Linked DNA regions of Homo sapiens: region 1 is linked to region 2. A link is an interaction called in ENCODE POLR2A ChIA-PET data of the cell type or tissue named here. Cell type or tissue: A673. All regions are shown on one strand.

Region 1 (5,000 bases), 540 kb before region 2:
ACGCCTCTGCATTCTAGCCTGGGTGACAGAGCAAGATCTCATCTCTAAAAAATAAAATAGTAAGAGTTAAATTTGTGGATTTTCTACCCCACTAACAAACAGGTTATAGGACAGGAAAGAAAAAAGTCTAAAGAAACAGAAAAATTCGCAGCATATCTGCAGTCAGAATTTGGCTTTGAATCCTGGCAACACAATCTATTTTGAGCAAGAGACAAGTTTTGCTAATTCCTAATGAGCCAGATTAGAAACAGACTACAAACGAACAGCAAACTCATCATAAAATTATGAGAGAGCCCGAAATACACCGAATGACTGATGCGTCGCTAGCGGCGGCATTTGGCCACTGAGTAAAAGCAGGGTGTGTGCTTCACAAGTGTCGCGGGGGCTTCAGGAAGAAGGAGCTGGTGGAAGTATTGCTGATAATCCAGAAAATCCTCTCCACTGACTCAAACATCCACAAAGTGCCAGGCTGAGCTGCTCTCAACAGTGCTGAGGCATGAGATGTCCCCGAACCAGAAAGCGCAGGTGCCCTGGATGGGGCTCGGGGCACCCCACATATAGGAAGATGGGGGCTTAGGAAGGCTGTCCTGAGCTGATGCTCTGGCAGAAAGAGGAACTTCCAAGAGAAGAGGAGACTGGAGCAAGGAAGGCCCTGAAGACAGATGCCTCCCAGCCAACACTCAGGCTCTTGTGACACTCAGGAGAGACTAGCTTGGGGGAAAAAAGGAAAGCCTACCTCCCCCCAACCACCCCCGCCCCCGCCACACACACACCCTTATGAAAGTCCCTTCTCTAAGATCATTCCTGTTTTACTTTCTCCCTTACCTCCCTATCCAAAAGCCAGCAACTCCAGAGGCAACCCAGAAGCCAGTGGCTCCATCCCTGGTGCACAAGACCCAAGTGGCCCACTGAATTTAATAAGCAGCCATGCAGACGCTGGGCTCTGTGGCCTCCACAGAACAGAGCTTCGGGGAAGAGGCAGAGCCCCCCAAAACTCCAAGTGGCTGACGGCTTCAGGGCCACAAAATCCATATAACATCGGAGAACACACGCCTGCCCTTGTACACACCACGACAAGCGAAGGTCCTGTTTTCCTTCATAACCACACACACACACACACACATTCTCCAGCGCACTTGCATTTAGAAGTACCTGCACATGGTGAGTGCGATGTGACAGAGAGGCTATGCTATAGGACAGATGGCCCCAGATGGCCAGAAGAGTACTAAGAGGCCTTCTGGGGGCCTGACCATCCCTGGCCTCATGGGTATTGGTAAGGATTCAGACACCCTTCCTGCAGCCACCCAGCTGGTGATGAGAAACTCTAGAGAAGGAAAGAAAAGCTGCATTTGGGACAAATCATCCCATTCAGTCTGTGCCTGCATCCCCCACACAGCCCTTGGGGGCCGCTGGGATAGATGGCTCCTCAGAGGGCACCAAGGGCCACAGCGGCTGGCTTCACAGGGAGGACTGAGGGGAGGTTCCGTCTTGGCCTGTAAGACATCCCATCTTACATGCCACGTCAGCAATACCGTGGTAATGAGGAATGAGTTACAGTGCAACAATTCACACCTCAAAAGAGTTCACGCACCCAGGAGTGTTCTGATGAACTGAGCACGGGAGCGTATCACTGAGGAGGATTACAGCAACCACCACCGCGAGGGGCTCACATAGATCCAGCTCTTTAAAATTAAAAAAAAAAACCCTCGGCCGGCACAGTGGCTCACATCTGTAATCCCAACATTTTGGGAGGCCGAGGTGGGTGGATCACGAGGTCAAGAGATCGAAACCATCCTGGCTAACATGGTGAAACCCTGCCTCTACGAAAAATACAAAAATTAGCTGCGCATGGTGCCGCATGCCTGTAGTCCCAGCTGCTTGGGAGGCTGAGGCAGGAGAATCACTTGAACCCAGGAGGCGGAGGTTGCAGTGAGGCAAGATTGCGCCACTGCACTCCTGCCTGGTGAGAGTGCGATACTCCAACTCAAAAAAAAAAATCTATTCATAATGAATTTGAAATCAAACTACACTATTAAGAGAGTCTTCCACAGGGATGAAGGGGGAGGTGTCAGTTTATCACACAGCACCAGCTCAGGCGGGGCTCACAGCATTAAGAGAGTCTTCCACAGAGAAGAAGGGGGAGGTGTCAGTTTATCACACAGCACCAGCGCAGGCGGGGCTCACAGCAGGATTTAGGGTTGCTGCAAAGTCACTGTTTCCGAGTAAAGTAGGGTGTGTGGGTCACATGCCCCTGCCTCAGGCAGCAATGGGAGGGGGGGACGTTTGTTTAATGGGTTTTCCCCAGGTGCTAAAAGCAGTGCAAAATATTAACATCTATCCAAAAAAGAGGGGAGACGCTCCCCCCACCTCCATTCACCCACTACCAGGAAGAGGAAACCGCCAGACTGAGCAATTAGGTTGCAATTTTACAGGAATGGTTTAGGTCTGAAAACAAATGTCAGCCCCATAAATCCTTTTCTCCTCACTCCAAATCCTGAAGGGGACTATCGTCCTGGCCACTGCTGAACCTGCGCTGGGTGCAGTCACTCCTTGGCGTGCCTCAGTCTCTCCTCAGCAAAGTGTGCACGTGGGGTTATACGGGCTGGAACACTCTTACCCACCAAAATCTATGACCTCCAATGAGAAACTCCCACCATCCCTTTGTACAACTTTAGATTTTGTCAACATTGACATTTCCCATAGATGCGATATTACAATCCCATGCACACACTTTTCCGAGGAGAGACTGAGGTACGTGAGTGAGGCTGCCTGCGGGAGGATGGCCTTCTGAACCACTCTCATTCCCGCTCATGTTTCTACCCGCGAGGCAGGATGGAGGCGGGGGCCTCTCTTCCCACACCCCAAACCCTCTCGAGGCATCGGCATCCGTTAGTCCTCAACTGCAACCCCCTTATGATATAAGACAAAGGTCACTCTGTTCCCTGGTCTCCAGGTCTCAAGAATCCAGGCTTGCAACCTTCCATCCCTCCCTCTCAGAGCACCCCAGCGGGCCCCAAAAAGTGCATGGCTGCCCTCTCTCAGCTATACTCATCACCAGGCCCTTTCCACATTCTGCAGAGGGGTGCCTGCCCCCGCCGAACTGGCCCTGCCTGTGTCTCCACTCTGGGTGTTCCTACAGCCCTCTCCTAGCACAGCAACCCCACACTCCTGCTCTGGGAAGTTCCCATCACCATCTCCACAGCTCTGCTGGGGTTGCCCCCACACCCCTGCCCCCACACACTCATCTAGGGAACCTCATCATTCTTCAAGTGTGGCTCAGGGTTTCTGTTCCAAAAGGCCTCCCTGCTCCTCGCTCCTCTTTGGCTGTAGCCCACACACCGTCCTCTGAACTCTGGCCTCCCCATGCTTGAAGGGTCACTACCTGTCTGTGTGCTGCCTCCACCCAACCTCTGAGCACTGGGTGGGGAGCCACCTTCCTTCGTATATTCACATGGAATGAAGAGAGGAAAAGAAAGACAGGAGAGAGACATTGAAACTCTGCCAATAATCCTTTCTAGGAGTGGCACACATTCCAATCCTGGAGAAATGATGACATGAGGCATGGCAAGAGAGTTTTAAGAGAGTTCAGCTTTTCACTTAAACAGAGTACTGGGATGTCACTGTTGGAAAGTGCTCACAATTTCTCATCTAAGCCGAAGTTGTCTGTTCTCCTTCCTACCTTAACAGTTTCTCACTGCCTGAAGGCAGCTGCCAAAACCCCTCTAAGCAAGCAGCACTCTTACCCACCAAAATCTATGACCTCTGATGAGAAACTCCCACTATCCCTTTGTACAACTTCAGATTTTGTCAGCATTATTGACGAAATCCCACAGATACGATATTACAAGATACAAAATTTAAGACACGATCTTGGCTGAAAGACTCACGATCCAAACGCAGTAAACCTTTCATCTCTCCTTATTCACTCTGCCTTTAATTTAAAATATGTGACGCTGTCAAACACCAGCCAGGCCTCGCTACACTCCTGAGGGAGGGGTCGCTAGGAAACTGCAGAATTTGAGAAACACAGGGACATTCTAACCAGCTATTCCTTCTTTCTCCCCACAGCCCCCTCCCTTCTCTGGCCTGTACAACTTCCTTAGTCCCATCTCTGTTACTCTGATTGTGGGAAAGGGATCCTGCACTCTAATTGTGTGATGGGTTATTGCATCTTCATTTATGAATTCTCTAATCTGGTATTCACTTTCAAACACTTGGCCCTCTTTGGCAGCCAACAATGCATAACCAGGCTTGGGAAGCCTTCACATTTGACAAGAATAGAGAACAACCGCTTAGCGGAGACCAGGTTACACGTCAAATGGACTCTTTCCAGCTTCATCAACAAATAAAGCAAAATCTGAGTGCAGGGCTGAGTGTAGGCTGTTTGGTGGAAGAGAACAACACTCTTGAAAACAGCCAGCGGTGCAGACACCAGGGTGTGCTCCTCCAGTGTTTGGAGGGCTGATTAGTGCACAGTAACCACAGGGCCACAATCCTGAGTTACTAACCACATAGCTGGGTTCTCAGAGAGAAAGACCACATTCCCAGACAGGCCACACCACCCTAGTCTGCCATGGGGGTAATGCAGGTGGGACCATCACGGCAGGTCCCACCCGTCCCCATGACTCCATTTTGGTTGCTGAATTCATGAGAAGGACTCAGGCCAAAAGAAGGTGGGAGGTTCCAAGACTGTGGCTTTTATTTCTCCAAGGATCTGCAAAACTTCAGATTGTTCAGGAACAGCAGGAAAATGTACTGCCTTGGTTCCAAATCACTCCAATGAGAAGTGCTGCCTGCCTCCTCCAAATACCTGGAGCCAGGGAATTACTCCCATTAGGCCCCACCATAGTTATTTCTGGACATGATGCAACCTGAGAGATTTTTTCATGCCACAGGTAGATTTAGGGAGAACTCAATTATATTTTCCTTGCTTTTTAGTAACATTAACACGCCACTGGTGACAAGGGGACATTCCAGCTTGCCACAAGTCCAGTACGACC
Region 2 (5,000 bases):
CTGCTTTTAATCTTTCAGGTTTGACTCCTGGCACTGGTTTTGATACTTGGAATTTTGAGGTTCAGGGAATTCAGAGAATTTGGTAGCACAGTGTATTGGGAGAAAGGGAAATTTCGGGTGACAGATTGATCACCCTGGCTGACATGTTTCTGGAAGTGGGTGGGTGGGTTTGATTGAGAACACTTTGGGCTCCTGCAGTGATGGTGGGAAAGAAAAATTCTTTCCAAAGCTGCACTTCTCTTAATAATTCTCTCCCCTCAAAAGAAAGATTATGATAAAGAATAATTTGGAGTAATAAGTAACAAGATAGAATTAGAAAAATGTTGAATTTCTGAATGACCATTCAGAGGTGTGGCTTTTTCCACGTCTTTTTCTCCTGCAATGAACTGCTCCCACGTCCTGCACTGCAATACCAGTCTAATGAACACTTTGTGAAACAAATCGTAAGTATGTACGCACGCATATCAAACTATGCTCTGAGGATAAAGCAAGTTCTAATTTGTGGAAAAAGGATTAAATATTTCTGTTTTCTGAAAAGAGTTATTTTGTATTTTGTTTTCTATTAAAATGTATTTAGTTTCAAAAAAAAAAGTGTTGGCATCTCATTTCATCTCTGAGGACAGGCGGGTGAGTGTTCTGTCCTGGGATGGTGTGTCTCTCTCACCTCTCATCAGGGCAATAACCCGTCGGTTACCTAGGCCACACTGTCCCCAACGAAGGTGCATTTTTATCTGTTCTTGGGTTCTGTTTAGCTTACTTTGAATCATGATTCCCTTAGTATTCACTTGGATTATTGATGGCATTTAATGCTGTTTGTACATCCAAGATTGATAGTTGCTGACTGGAGACCACATATATTTCACCATCTAGAGTCATTTGATGAGATCCTACTTTGCACTTCCTTCAAAGACCCCACTATAAAATCTCCAAGGGGCATAAGAACTGGACTGTTCAATAAACTCAAACTATGTATTGAACAATTCCAGATAAAGGACTCGTTCAAAGTAAAGTGAACTTCAAAACATAATTTTCTCAGCCGGGTGTAGTGGCTCACTCTTGTAATCCCAGCACTTTGGGAGGCCAAGGCAGGCAGATTACCCAAGGTCAGGAGTTTAAGACCAGCCTGGCCAACATGGCAAAACCTCATCTCTACTAAAAATATAAAAATTAGCCGGGCGTGGTGGCGGGCACCTGTAATCCCAGCTACTCAGAAGTCTGAGGCAAGAAGAATCGCTTGAACCTGGGAGGCGGAGGTTGCAGTGAGCTGAGATCGAATCACTGCACTCCAGCCTAGGAGACAGAGCGAGACTGTCTCAAAAAAAAGAAAAAAATAATAATTTTCTGACAAGGACACCAAGAATCATTAGGAAATTAAGTAGGAAGACTAGAATTCTATGCCAGTTTTTTTTTTTTTTACTTGAACCTACAATGCTGATTAATCAGAAATGTTTCTTATTTATAAAATCCATATATTTGAGACACTGGAAGAAGGGTCCTTTGGTAGTAGCCTGATGGCATCACCTTCCGTGTGTTCTGCACGTAAAGCCTAGAGTTCAAATGTGTTCTGATCTGTAATAAGCAAACTCTTAGGTGAGATGCTGTGGTATATTACCAGAAACAACAAAATCTCTAAGTTGGACAGAATTATTCTCTGAAGTGAAAGTACATCTCTGACAGGATGATTTGGAAAGGTTTTGTGTGTGTTTGTGGGTTAGCGCAGAGAGATTGCACTCTTTTCTCCAAAGGGTAGGCATGCAGGACTTGCACCATTTTGTAGACGACATACTTAATGCGCAGCAACGCTCTGTTACTCGTCCATATCTGACATGGAATAGTCACAGGTCTTGAATATGCTCCATAGATTCAGTATCCTTAGGTTCTAGCAGGAGGGTGTAGCCATGGAGATAGAAAAATATTTTTTAAAAACCTCCAAAAAAGAAATAAGGATATTTAATAAGCATGTAGGTAATAGTTACCATGGGCTAGAAACTGCTCCAAGTGGTTTATGAAAATTAACTTATTTTATCTCAAAAACCCTCTGAGGGGAGTGTATTTTTAACCCCATTTCACAGATGAGGATTCCGAGGCACTGAAGGATTAAGTCACTTGCCAAGGGTCACAGCTGGTTGTCGAGGAAGCCAGATTTTAACCTGGGCATTCTGGCTGCAGAGCTCCTGCTTTTATCCCTACTCTGTTGTCTGCCTTCATTCCTGCAGTACCAGGTAAAGACGGAACTGTGGTTAGGAGTAACTAAATGTTCCCAGCCAAAGTTACGAGACTCTTGCTTCTCTCTGCCCAATAAACTAGCAGCAACAAACAGGATCAGGACCTGGCAGTAAGAATAGACCTAAACAATATATGGCAAAAAGAAACTTCAGGCCATGTGTGGTGGCTCACGCCTGTAATCCCAGCACTTTGGAGGCCGAGGCGGGCGGATCACCTGAGGTCAGGAGTTCGAGACCAGCCTGGCCAACATGGTGAAACCCTGTGTCTACTAATATTAAAAAATTAGCTGGACCCACTTGGTGACGCATGCCTGTAATCCCAGCTACTTGGGAGGCTGAGGCAGGAGAATCACTGGAACCTGGGAGGCGGAGGTTGCAGTGAGCCGAGATCGTGCCACTGCACTCCAGCATGGGCAACAGCGAGATTCCGTCTCAAAAAAAAAAAAAAAGAAAGAAACTTCAGAATATTCTGTTACTCTGAACCACAATGATAAATCTCTAAAATGTGTATAAGGTGCGGAAGTGTTTAACCAGCTGAGGCCACGCATGGTGGCTCACACCTATAATCCCAGCACTTCGGGAAGCCAAGGCAGGATTACTTGAGCCCAGGAGTTCAAGACCAGCCTGGGCAACATAGTGAGACCCTATCTCTACAAAAATTTTTTAAAAAATAGCAGGGCGTGGTGGCTCACTACTGTGCCCCCAGCTACTTGGGAGGCTGAGCTGGGAGGATCACTTAAGCCTGGGAGGTTGAGCCAGCCGTGAGCCATGATGACACCACTGCACTCCAGCTTGAGAGACAGCACAAGACCATGTCTTAAAAAAAAGTTTTTTAATAAAATGTAAAAATAACCAGCTGAAATTTCTTAGAATGACAGACTCAGAAAATCAGACTGTAATGTTAATTTAGCAAGAGACTGGCCAAATGGAAGAAAATTAAAGCAATGAATAAAGATGAAATAGGGAACAATTTAAAGTTTTTGTATTCAAGATTCAGCTTCTAAGGATATGATTACCACCTTTCTGTTTGTTTTATTTACATGTTTAAAATGTCTTGGTGGCATAAGAAAATGTATTGAGCATGGCAGACTTCTGATTTTGCTGTTGCCCAGATGGGTGTTTAAGTGTACGGATTAAAAGATTAGTCTGTGCTTCAACTTGGCTCTCAGTCGCATATTTTAGAAAGGTGTTCATTATATACCCAGCCCAGACCAAAAATTCTTTTTTTTTTTTTTTTGAGACGGAGTCTTGCTGTGTCACCCAGGCTGGAGTCTAGTGGCGTGATCTCAGCTCATGCAACCTCCACCTCCCTGGTTCAAGCCATTCCCCTGCATCAGCCTCCCGAGTAGCTGGGATTACAGGTGCACACCACCATGCCTGGCTAATTTTTTGTATTTTTAATAGAGATGGGATTTCACCATGTTGGCCAGACCAGTCTTGAACTCTTAACCTCAGGCAATCCACCTGCCTCAGCCTCCCAAAGTGCTGGGATTACAGGAATGAGCCACCACACCTGGCCAAAAATTCATATTGACACCTCACATAGCAGCAAAGTTAGTCTGAAACTGCATTGGGCTAAACAGAAAGTCTCTATTATAGAATTTAAGGAACACACTTTTTTTTTTGGAGACGAAGTCTCACTCTGTCACCCAGGCTGGAGTGCAGTGGTATGATCTTGGCTTACTGCAATCTCTGCCTCCCGCGTTCAAGCAATTCTCCTGCCTCAGCCTCCCAAGTAGCTGGGATTACAGGCATGTACAATTATTACACCTAGCTAATTTTTGTATTTTTAGTAGAGACGAGGTTTCACCATGTTGGCCAGGCTGGTCTCAAACTCCTGACCTCAGGTGATCCACTTGCCTCGGCCCCCCAAAGTGCTGGGATTACAGGCATGAGCCACCATGCCCGGCCAGGAACACAAATGTTTCTTGTCAATTTGACTAATTGAAGGACAACTTATTAACTTACCTATGATCGACTGAAATCTCTAAAATAAATTTTTATTTATTTCATCTTTTTTTGAGACAGAATCTCACTCTGCCTGCCCAGACGAGTACCGTGGTGTGAACACGGCTCATTGCAACCTCCGCCTCCTAGACTCAAGTGATCCTCCCACCTCAGTCTCCCAGGTAGCTGGGACCACAGACTTGCACACCATGCTAGGCTAATTTTGTAAATTTTTGTAGAAGTGAGTCTCTCACTGTATTGCCCAGGCTGGTCTCAAACTCTTGGGCTCAAGCAATCCTCCCACCTCAGTCTCCCAAAGTGCTAGGATTATAGGCATGAGCCACCGCACCTAGCCTAAAAGAAATTTGTATATAAAAATGTGAGTTTCTACTATGAGTGAACATTGTATCTGTGGGTAGAAATACAGTGGAAAGCAAAACTGATACAGTCCCTGGCTTGAGTTTATAGTTTAGAGAAGGAGACAGGTTTTTGTTTTTGCTTTTGTTTGTTTGTTTGTTTATTTTGAGATGAAGTTTTGCTCTTGTAACCCAGGCTGGAGTGCAATGGTGTGACCTTGGCTCACTGCAACTTCCGCCTCCCAGGTTCAAGCTATTCTCCTGCCTCAGCCTCCCGAGTAGCTGGGATTACAGGTGTGCACCACCATGCCCGGCTAATTTTTGTGTTTTTAGTAGAGGTGGGGTTTCACCATTTTGGTCAGGCTGGTCTTGAACTCCTGACCGCCAGCGATCCACCTGCCTCGGCCTCCCAAAGTGCTGGGATCATAGGCGTCAGCCACCGAGCCTGGCCGAGAGACAGATATTAATCAAA

The links. Peaks named below come from ENCODE experiments on the same cell type or tissue, not always from the same donor. Only the 100,000 strongest peaks of a DNase experiment are listed, where the experiment ranks them.
Region 1: POLR2A ChIA-PET joins it to region 2 with 5 read pairs; 2 of 35 experiments call an interaction of 5 or more read pairs at or near these places.

What each region holds. Positions count from the first base shown.
Region 1 is chr1:230,124,381-230,129,380 of GRCh38, reverse strand. The region is part of intron 1 of GALNT2 (polypeptide N-acetylgalactosaminyltransferase 2); the gene reads right to left. Among named protein-coding and RNA genes, the nearest start is that of GALNT2, 60 kb to the right of the region's middle. RefSeq lists silencers at 2,127-2,206, 4,865-5,000 and an enhancer at 2,085-2,379. In A673, no CTCF peak of the experiment used is centred here; a DNase peak (open chromatin) is centred at 2,140; H3K27ac peaks cover 3,426 bases.
Region 2 is chr1:229,588,702-229,593,701 of GRCh38, reverse strand. TAF5L (TATA-box binding protein associated factor 5 like) reads left to right here. Exons shown (of 5, transcript NM_014409.4): 5 at 1-568. Among named protein-coding and RNA genes, the nearest start is that of ABCB10, 32 kb to the right of the region's middle. In A673, no CTCF peak of the experiment used is centred here; no DNase peak of the experiment used is centred here.